2 separate regions of the Homo sapiens genome follow, and region 2 is linked to region 1. The links are chromatin contacts, found by Hi-C or POLR2A ChIA-PET in ENCODE. All regions are on one chromosome and are shown on one strand. Each heading gives the region's core, a stretch centred on a gene start or an enhancer-like site at or near the end of the contact. The rest is flanking DNA. Distances are from core to core; before and after follow the strand shown.

Region 1 (5,127 bases), core at 2,044-4,543:
TTCAATGCATATTAAATGCCTGGACTATTTAGAACTATCAAAAAATAGTGCAAAAATTTCAGCCTATTATCTTAACAATGCAAACCTAGAGTCCTCATCCAAGACTCATTTATGTTGTTTCCATAGTAAATATTATTTTCTGCTACAAAGGGCTCCACCAGAAAAGAGAAGGCACATAGTCATGTCAACACCCTCCCCTGATGCAGTGGCTCACCTCCCTGATCCATTCCAGAAAACTGAAAGTTCATCTCCTAGGTGATCCAGGTTTTGAAAGGAGACGATGGGGAGGGGGACTCAGGCTGGGGTTAAATCCTGAGGTGGCACCAAGAGAGACTGAATTTCAAATGTCACCTGTAGGAGATGTCCCCAGTTAGAGAAAGCAGGGAGTGTGAGGCTGGTGTCTGCATCTTTTCCCTTGTGCAATATCTAAATGCATTAGATGAGAGGAGCTTTTGAGAAAATGCTTCAGTTCATGATTTTGTACAACGTGCCCCTGACACTGTCTGTTAGGCTTTGAGGAGAGAGACAGACAAGAAGGAAATGCTCAAAAACATTAGCTGTGGCTGCTGCCTGCTGTTTTTCAGCTGGCAAAGAAACACACATTGGCTGTGTGCCTGGCAGACCAGGTCCTGGGATACTGGTTTGGAGTATCAATTCTTGGAAATCCTGCTCCAAGAAGCCACGAGTTCAACAGGAACTTTGCTCACCCTTCACCCTGAAGCCAGGCTCCTCTGGGCATGGAAGGAATCTGTCTCTCACTCAGTCCTGGGGCAGCCAGCATTAACCTCCTGTGTCATTGGAAACATATTTAGGAGAGGGGTCGAAGAGGGAGACAGTATGGAGGGAACCAAGGGGTGGAAGGACACCTTATGGCCAGGCCCCTTCTTCATCAGTAGGAGACTAGGGACTGCAGGTGAAACCACAAGGGAGAAGAAAAGTGTGATTTCTCTAGTGAGCTCATTCTGCGCACCTTGCCTTCCCATTCTGCGCTTCACACCCATTGAGGATTTACACACAGAAAACTGGAAGACGAGGGAAGAGAGGTGTCTTAGTCCGTCTGTGCTGCTGTAATAAAATACCTGAGATGGGTAATGTATGAAAAAGACAAGTCTCTTTCTTACAGTTCTGGAGGCTGGGAAGTCCAAGACCCAGGCGCTGCAGGCTCCCTGTCTGCAAGTCTGCTTCCAGGGGGCCTCCAACCTGTGTCCTTGCAGGCAATGGGGTGAACACCATGGGAAGCCTCTATGAAGCCCTTCCTCCCATTCACCAGGGCTTGCACTTAGGACTCAGTCAACCCCTAAGGACCCACTTTTTTTTTCTTTTTCTTTTTTTTTTTTTTTGAGACAGGGTTTCATTTTGTCCCCAGGCCGAAATGCAGTGGTGCCAACACAACTCACTGCAGCCTCGACCTCCTGGGCTCAAGTGATCCTCCCACCTCAGCCCCCCAAGTAGCTGGGACTATAGGTACCGACACCATGCCTGGCCAATTTTTGTATTTTTTTTAAGACGGGGTCTCACTATGTTGTCCAGGCTGGTCTCAAACTCCTGAGGTCAAGTGATCCTCCTGCCCTGGCCTCCCAAAGTGCTGGGTCTTAATACCATTCCATTTGCGAGTAAGTTTCAAGGTATGATTTGAGGGGACACTGAGACGGTAGCAAGCAGTGAAGCCCCATCCCGCTGGTCTGCACCGTGAGCTGGCCGCCCCTCCCCGTGTGTGCAGGGCAAACAGCTCCGGCCGTGGCCTGCGCTGGGAGTGTGAGCAGGAAGGAGGCGCGCTCATCCATCCAAGAGGCTTATCCCGCGAGCACAAGGGAGCCGGGGCCTGGGCCGCCGTGGGAAGGGGCTCCTGCCTTCCGGGGACGCGGTCAGGGAAGTCCAGCCGGGGTGCTCTCTGCACTGCGGGTGCCGGGCTCGGCAGAGGCCAACCCGGCAAAACGAGCAGGATCTCCCGGCCCCACCCTCGTGGGCTCCGCCTGCCCCAGCAGCCATCCTGCCATCCTCCCTGCGAGACAGGTGACTTTCCTCTCTGATGCGGTGCATCTGTCGTCTGTCTAACGGGCCCAGTCCCCAGTGAAACACCCCCAACCAAAGACACGAAGGGGAAGGCGCAAGCTTCTACCAAGCTCAGTTTGCCCATCTGGTGCCCACCTGCCTCGTATTTGGTGACTTGGAGGAGAGGAAGGTCGTTTAGCCATTTTATCGTAGCTCTCTGAGCTTCCCAAGGGCCCTCCACGCCTCTCAGAGGGCAAGGCGTTGCCCTGCTTAGCCCGACTTCATCGTCTTCCCTTTCCAACAGGCCGCTAAAAATGGCCTGCGAGTGTGGACGGCTCTGACGTTGCAAAACCGCGCAAGAAACAAGGGCCGCAGGTGCAGGCGGGGGCCGAGGCCCTCCCCAGCCAGAGCGGGCAGCCCTGTTGCTTCTTATTTAAATTCTTGTTTTCTATCCTATTTCGAGGTCCTCTCTGGGATTTGAGGAATGTGGAGACGTGCCAGAAGTGACACCGAGCACTGAGCGGTCAGGCTGGCCGGAGGCGGGGCGTTCAGGGACACGTGCCCCACGCGGGCGCGCCTGGGCCTTGGAACAGAGGCTGGGAGGGGTGAGGGCGAGGCTGGGGTGGCTGGAGAGGGCTGGCTGCGGGCTGGGCAGAGAAAGAGGCTTTGAGACTCCCGAGCAACTTTATAATGCAGGAGAAAAGTTAGCCTTTTAAATGAGGTTAAGTACCCCGAGAGTGATGGTAAATAGAACAGGCAGCTCTTTAAGTGGAAATAAAGTGCTTTCAGTACCGTCATAAAGCTGCAAAACGCAGCTTAGCTGGGAGAAGTGGATTTCACGTGGGAGAGAGAGCAAATTAGAATGCAGGCTCAAGAGCGATTTAAGAGGGGCCCTTCAACCACGGAAAGAAAGGGAGAGGGAGAAGGGAGGAGAAAGAGAGAGTCTGATTGATTGATTATGGCCAACTGTGAGAAGCAGAATTCCACACTGAGGTCTGGCAGCACCCTAACAGGCACTTCTGCTCTCCCCCCACGATGTGCCCACCCCACCTCTTGCAGCCGAGCAATGCAACCTCAATAGGAAAACAATCTGACTTCAGTGCAATTTCACTCCTAAGGATTTTCCACATATTTAAAGATGCTTTGCATATTTTTTTTCTAAAATCCCCCATGAGACTCTACAGTATGTTCCTGAATTCTTTTTAACCTCTTAACTTGTCAAAAGAGCATTTCAAACCCTAGATCTCAGGGGTCCCTGCCAGGCATTTTCAAGTTTGATTTTTGTGGGGAGGACATCAACAAGTTAAAACCTAAATGAGCAACAAAGTAAGTGTCATTTTGTGTTTTCTTGGGTTAAGACAAACAATAAAGGCTGGCTTGATATGTTAACAACATTCCCGATTTACTTGGTCAGAACCCAAACCCCAAAGAGGCTGAATTGAAGTTACATTCTGTCTCCCGCTGCAGCGAGGTGACGTGCGTTATCAGTTTTGTCTTCCATGTCTTCCTCATCCTGCTGTTTGCTCCACGGCTCTTGACAGGATGGAGACGAGGAAAGAACTTCCACATCCACATTCAAAACGTCTGCCAGAACTCCCTCAGGCAAGTAAGAGATGATTTCTCTTCGAGAGCTTTGCATGTTGATGAGACAGTGAGTCAGGAAGAGATTGGATTGAACTTGCTTGAATATAAAGCTGCTTGAGATTTTCAAATTGGAGTCTTGTACCCTTTCTATAGAAAAAGTCACTGGCTTGTCACTACTCGGAGCATGAATTTCCACGTTACTAGAGTTTCTTTGATCTTTAGAGAGAAAGTGTGAAATAGTTAAAGGCTTGAAAGTGGCCAGAAAATTCATAAACATGCATTCAAAAATAATTTCATTCCGTTCTAAAATTAGAAATGGAAAAAGTCAAGGGAATCAAAACAAGTTGTTAAAATCAGTATTCATGTTGGATCAAATCTTTGTTTGTTTCAAATTCATTTTATTGATTCTTGAAAAGCCCTGGGAGGAGGTGACTCATACTATTCCCTCTGAACATAGTTGCAAACCATGTTCCTGAGAAAGGATGACTCTCCCAAAATATATGGCATGCAGCGGGGCAGGGGCCTGGGCCTCAGAGCCTTTTCCCTTGTCGGAATGCAAACTTCCATTCTGGGAATGTAAATTGTGTAGATGATAATATCATGCTTTGGCTGTTGGAAGAAGAAGCATTCAGGAAACGTGCCTCAGGCATATTCAGTTTGTTGAAAAACTAAGAATGTCACATATACAGTTTGGCCACCTACTTCACAGTGGTAACTTAATATAGCATTGTTATTTTTCTATACAGCCAGAATGCTAAATTTGATAGTTGAATAGTTACTGGATTTGTTTCAGAAGGAAACGTCTAGATTCTATGCTGAACAGCTCTCTAAAGGAACAACAGAAGCAGAATATTTTTCTAGAAGACATAGAATTTGGCTAGGGCACTTAAAAAAATCTATTAATAGATCCTCATGCCAGAGATTCAATAACATACTAGTGTCCTGAGCAAATTGTACAAGGCACTGTGCCTGGCCCACCCTTCTGCCCCACTGGGCCTGGGTTAACAGCCCAGTGTGTCTAGGCTGGGCACTGGCATGTCTAGATGCACTGACTTTTTTCTTATGTACACACACTTAGAGTTTACAGGTACATGTTCTTCTTTGTGTGTTTGCTATATTTGATAGAGAGCTATCTTTTTTCTTAAATGGATGGAATACAATTATTTAACATATCTTTTTCCTTAAGTGGATGGAATATAATGTATTTAACAATTCTTCCTGTTGTTTCTAATCCAATGGCTAAACACCCAAACAAACGAGCCCTGATTTGAATTTGCAATTTCCTGAGACTGGACATTTTTATATATGTTTATTAGCTACCTGTATTTCGTTTTCTGTAAATAGCCTATTTATTTTGTCAATTTTTCTGTTTCGTTGTTTGCATTGTTCTTATGGTTTTGTGGATGCTCATTATACATTCCGGATACTATTTATTTGTTTGATAAAATCTCCCTGTCTGTTACTTGTCTTCTCCAAATGTTTCCGAACAGCTATTCTTGTGCATTTTCTTTTGCATATAAACTTGAGAATCAATTTGACAATTCCAACTAA
Region 2 (5,127 bases), core at 885-3,384, 160 kb before region 1:
TAGTTCCAATTCTGCTCGGCAAGGAGGGAAATGCTAGGAGCTGGGAAGGAACCCAAGGTCAGTATGACCTTATTCTTCCACGAGAATAACTTTCACTGGAATACTTTCTAAACAAATTGCCCTAGATATAGCAAAGGAAATACAACTATATGGGGTTTTCCTAGTGAAATTTGCTGAAACCAATCTATTCTTCATATTAAAGTAAGGTTTCCCAAAATGTTTCAGATGTTACACTGACAAATATTATACCCTAAGAACTGTATATCTATTTTAGAGCATATTATAAACAATAGAACTGGTATAGCAAACCTACGCCTTCAGTAGTGATATAAAATTTTCTTTATAAGATTATAGAGGAAGAATCTATTTCAGGTAAAATGTTAGACTGAGGATAAAGTTGGTATGCTGGCATAGCAAACGTTGGACTCCGTAGCTGCCATAAAGTCCAAAAGAAGAATCTTTCTATGTCAGCTCCAGAGCACTCCCTTTTACAAGAGAGACATCTGGGCCGGGTGTGGTGGTTCACGCCTGTAATCCCAGCACTTTGGGAAGCCAAGGTGGGTGGATCTTAAGGTCAGGAGATCGAGACCAGCCTGGCCAATATGGTGAAACCCCATCTCTACTAAAAATACAAAAACTTAGCCAGGCATGGTGGCATGTGCTAGTAGTCCCAGCTACTCAGGAGGCTGAGGCAGGAGAATTGCTTGAACTCGGCAGGTGGAAGTTGCAGTGAACCGAGATCACACCACTGTACTCCAGACTGGGTGACAGAGTGAGACTCCTCAAAAAAAAAAAAGACATCTGATTCTATGTATAGTTTATGGAATTGGAACAAATTATAGTTAATCAATACAGTGTTTATTAAGTGTTCTTTCAGAGGCTGGAGAAAAACTCATGGCTAAGGACTAGTTGGAAACATATTAAATCCTCAAAATGTCCTTTCTTTCTTTCTTTCTTTCTTTCTTTCTTTCCTTTCTTTCTCTTTCTTTCTTTCTTTTTTTTATTAGACAGGATTTCTCTCTGTCACCCAGGCAGGAGTGCAGTGGTGCTATCACAGCTCACTGCAGCCTCGACCTTCTGGTCTCAAGTGATCCTCCTGCCTCACCCTCCCAAGTAGTGGGGACTACAGGTGTGCAGCACCACACCCAGCTAATTTTTTCCTGTTTTTTGTAGAGATGAGGTCTCACCATATTGCCCGTGCTGGTCTCAAACCCCTAGGTTCAAATGATCCTCACGTCAGCCTTCCAAAGTGCTGGTGTTACAGGCATGAGGCACCATGCCTGGGCTCCCATCATGTCTTTAAACCCATGTGGGGCAGGCTTCTCTCCCTACTCCATCACTGAGAAATGAGACTGTGGGTCAATCCACCCTTACCCTTGCAGAAACAATGGGGACCTCTGGGGCCCAAGGAGGGTCCCAGGAGGGAACTCTGGGTCTGTTGAGTCCACACCCTGCTGTGAGGAGGAGCAGGACCATGAGTCAGGTGGGCCGGCAACTGACACAGGGGCTCAGAGCTTTCTAGAATGTGACAGAGCAAAGCCCCACATAAACACAGGGCCAGGTGATGTGCAGAAATTTGAAATGTTTTCTGAGCACAAAAGATCTCCAGTTTGTCCACATTCCATAAAACTCAAAAATGTGAAAACAGTGATTGGATGTTTGGAGGTGCAAACAGCTGAACCCAGGTATACTGGATAAAAAGATAGAACAGCGCCATCATAGCTGAGGGAATGATGGCTGAAACCCTGTTCCTGCATCAGGCACCTGTAGTAGGCAGGATTCTAAGGTGGACCCCAAGGCCCTCAACCCTGGTGTGCTTGCCTGTGAAATCTCCTCCCCTAAGCACAGGTCCCCTGGGGACTTGACAGCACATCATTCCTGTGACCACGGTGGGCAACAGGGAGACGGTCCTGGCTGGGTTTGATCCCATTATGTGAGGTCTTTAAATGCACAGAATTTTCCCCAGCTGACTGCACAGGAGAAAGCCAGACAGAGGCATTCCTGCTGGGCTGGGTAAAGGAGGAAGAAGCATGTTGTAAATTACCCATGGGGTGGCTCTAGGAGCGGAGAGTGCCCCCTAGGCCACAGCTATCGAGGGAGCAGAGATCTGCCACCTCACAATTTCAGCCTGTGAAACACTAAGCAAAGGGCCCATGTGACCTGGATTCTCGGTGGAGTTGTGAAATGATGCATTTGTGTTGTTTTATGCCACTGAGCTTGTGGCATTTTGCAACCACAGTAACCATGTCCTTTCCTCAGATGTCCTTTCTTCCATGTTCACCCGTGAAATGGGGCCCATGTGTGCGCCTGAGTACCACCCAAAACACACAAGAGGAGAGGTGGCAGACATTACCCTAAGGAAGTTTTAAGGAGGGGGACTCCACTCTTTGCCTTTAAGGCATGTCTACAATCATGAGAAGATCTGCTGGTCATTTTCATGGACCCACAAAATTGACTTTGGCAAACACCTCTGTGCCTTGCCCATCTACAAGTAGGGCAATGATGACTTTCTCTGTCTGGATCCTGCTGAGTCACATAGTTTTTCTAAGAGCCAAATTTTGAAACAAGAGCACACTTGGCCCTGGAGCGTTTCTGCCGACAGCATGACCATGCGGCCCCAAGCACCCGCTTTGCAGGTTCTGGGCATGATGGTCCCAGCAGGAGAGCTGGGAGCTGCCCCACGTAGACAGCTGGCTGGAAGCCAGGTCGTCTGGGTTGTCGTCGCTGACACAGCACAATACAAAGCAGGTCATGTGTTTGTTTAAAGGGGCTGCTTTCTCTCCTTTCACACGGACCCCGTGAACATGGGCACTTTCTCAGGACGCACCCTTCCCTGGCCTTGGGTGTCTGGGTGGGCCATCCCCTAGGCTGCACACTCCCAGAGGGCTTGAGCTTGCACACTGTTCTTCCTTTCCATCCTTGCTGCTACTTCATGGACTTCTTAAACTATTGTCCCTTGCCCATCATCCTACAGATTTGGGGATTTGCTTTACCTTGGATGAAATTGTTGTTTAAATTTTTCTCTGCAACCTCTGTCACAAGCCACTCATGACTGATTCAAGTGTGAAAAAGCCAGGGAAAAAACAGATTTTGTACCTCACTCTATCCATGCGCATCACACAATGGGGTGCTGCCTCTCTGGAACCCCGTTTCAGAAAGCAAATCCCCTATCTGTCCCCAACTCTCTCAGTGAGGCTGCTGTCTCTCCTGCTCCTCACAGTCCCAGAATAGACCCACTACCACTTTCCCCAGTTGGTGCTTAATTACTACAGAATCACCAGGGGAGGGTAGAAAAGGTGACCAGAAGGAGGTGAAGAGGAGCCTGGGGTCCCAGCGGCCACGCTTTTCCCACATGGAACTCCTGGCATGCCTTCTGCATACACAGCCTTATCCAGACACAATGCACAAGAACCAGCCTGCATTCTCCACCTGCGTCAGCTGTTGTCTCCGTCAATTCAGGCTGCTGTGACAAAATGCCATAACCTGGGTAGGTGGCTTATAAACAACAGAAGTTTATTTCTCACAGTTTTGGAGGCTGAAAGTTCAAGATCAAAATGCCAGCAGATCCAGTGTCAGGGAAGGGCCCACTTCCTGGCTCATAGACAGACATCTTCTTGTTGTGTCCCCTCATAGCAGAAAAGGTGAGCAGTGTCTCTTGGGCCTCTTGTATAAGGGCACAAATCCCATTCATGAGGGTTCTACCTTGGTGACCCAATCACCTTCCAAAGGCCCCACCTTCTCATACCCTCACCTTAGGGGTTAGGATTTCAACCTGTGAATTTTGGATTGACACAAACATTTAGATCATAGCAGCTATCATTTCTTTCTCAGAGCAGCTGCCCTAAGCAGCTCTGAGAGCAGGGCCCAGCTGCTGATGCTGGAAGGTGCTCTCCATCTTGCCCTCTTACTCAAAGATGTCTTGTCTCCCCTTCATTGGTTAGTGTCCCTGGGTATTAACCATTTGTTTTCTTCTATCCTCAGAGGCACTGGTACTTGCATCGTAGAGAGAAACAGGCCCTCTGTTCTAGAATGGCACAGCCACGTGGTGAAACCCTCCTTTCCTGGGTGATATGGTTTGGCTGTGTCCCCACCCAAATCTCATCTTGAATTGTAGCTCCCATAACCCCCACTTGTCATGGGAGGGACGTGGTGGGAGATAATTGAATCATGGGAGTGGTTTTTCCCATGCTGTTCTCGTGATAGTGAATAAGTCTTATGCAATCCGATGGTTTTATAAAGGGCAGTTCCCCTGCACATGCTCTCTTGCCTGCCTCCATGTAAGACATGCCTTTCTCCTCTTTTGCCTTCCACCATGATTGTGAGGCCTCCCCAGCCATGTGAACTGTGGATCCATTAAATCTCTTTTTCTTTATACATTACCCAGTCTTGAATATGTCTTTATTAGCAGTTTGAAAACAAACCAGTATACTGGGCTTGCCCCTTCCCAATAGTGCCTCTGTAGGGAAAGCTGGGGTATCTGTGTCTTTTTAAGGTTCTTTCAAAGAGGCCACTGAGGGTGTTTCTCCAATTCCATTTAGGAAACCATCGCACTCATTTCAGTTGATCACAGCTATTCAGGTTTTCATATACCTATAAATATTAACACATCTCTTTTACCTATTTTCATGAATCACCAGAATGAGCACAGAAGAGGAGGAACCACATAAGTATGGTAACCGAGAGGGAACTGAATTTCTTTGAAGAAAGACACCAATTTTCCAATTCTAGCTGGTCCAAGCAGCCAAATAGCAAATAAAGGAAATAGCAAAAAAAAAAAAAAAAAAAAAAAAAAAATCTATAACTAGGAGCAGTTGCAGACAAAAGTTTGATGTCTTATCATTTCTCTCAGCTACATTCACACTCAGAGACAACTGCTTTGTCCAACGTAGTCATTGCAGAAAAAAAAAAAAAAGCAATAAAGGTTTTCCATATTGGCTACAATGGCTACAATCTGTAGACTCTGGTTAGCAAATTCATGACCAGAGTTCCATCTCATTTTTTTTGTCATTTAGAAATTGGTATTTTGTTAAACGAAATCTCCGTATTTTACTTAAACCTTGCTTGTCTAATTTTCACAAGTATCTAAAAATGCATATTGCTGTTCTTGGCAGAGCCCAATTCCATCTT

Evidence for each region. A loop is a pair of places that touch in the nucleus more often than their neighbours do. ChIA-PET counts read pairs that join two places held with the same protein, here RNA polymerase II (POLR2A). Pooled maps may share reads with other maps.
Region 2: a loop to region 1 is called in a map of ascending aorta, with 2.8 times the contacts of the local background. The contact joins the enhancer-like site here to the promoter of LINC00484 in region 1. A Hi-C loop is called at or near these places in 2 of 168 maps with a recorded cell type or tissue (aorta and ascending aorta) and 6 of 50 pooled maps. POLR2A ChIA-PET finds 5 or more read pairs at or near these places in 1 of 52 experiments (MCF 10A).

What each region holds. Positions count from the first base shown.
Region 1 is chr9:91,115,769-91,120,895 of GRCh38, forward strand. LINC00484 (long intergenic non-protein coding RNA 484) reads left to right here and starts at 3,294. Exons shown (of 3, transcript NR_135306.1): 1 at 3,294-3,318; 2 at 3,460-3,594. The region is part of intron 1 of LINC02937 (long intergenic non-protein coding RNA 2937); the gene reads right to left.
Region 2 is chr9:90,958,964-90,964,090 of GRCh38, forward strand. The region is part of intron 1 of LOC105379829 (a long non-coding RNA gene); the gene reads right to left. Among named protein-coding and RNA genes, the nearest start is that of LINC02957, 36 kb to the right of the region's middle. Within about 2 kb of position 2,135, at least 2 of the 41 ENCODE cell types and tissues checked have a DNase peak (open chromatin) inside an H3K27ac peak, as active enhancers do; they include ascending aorta, where a contact is called at or near this core.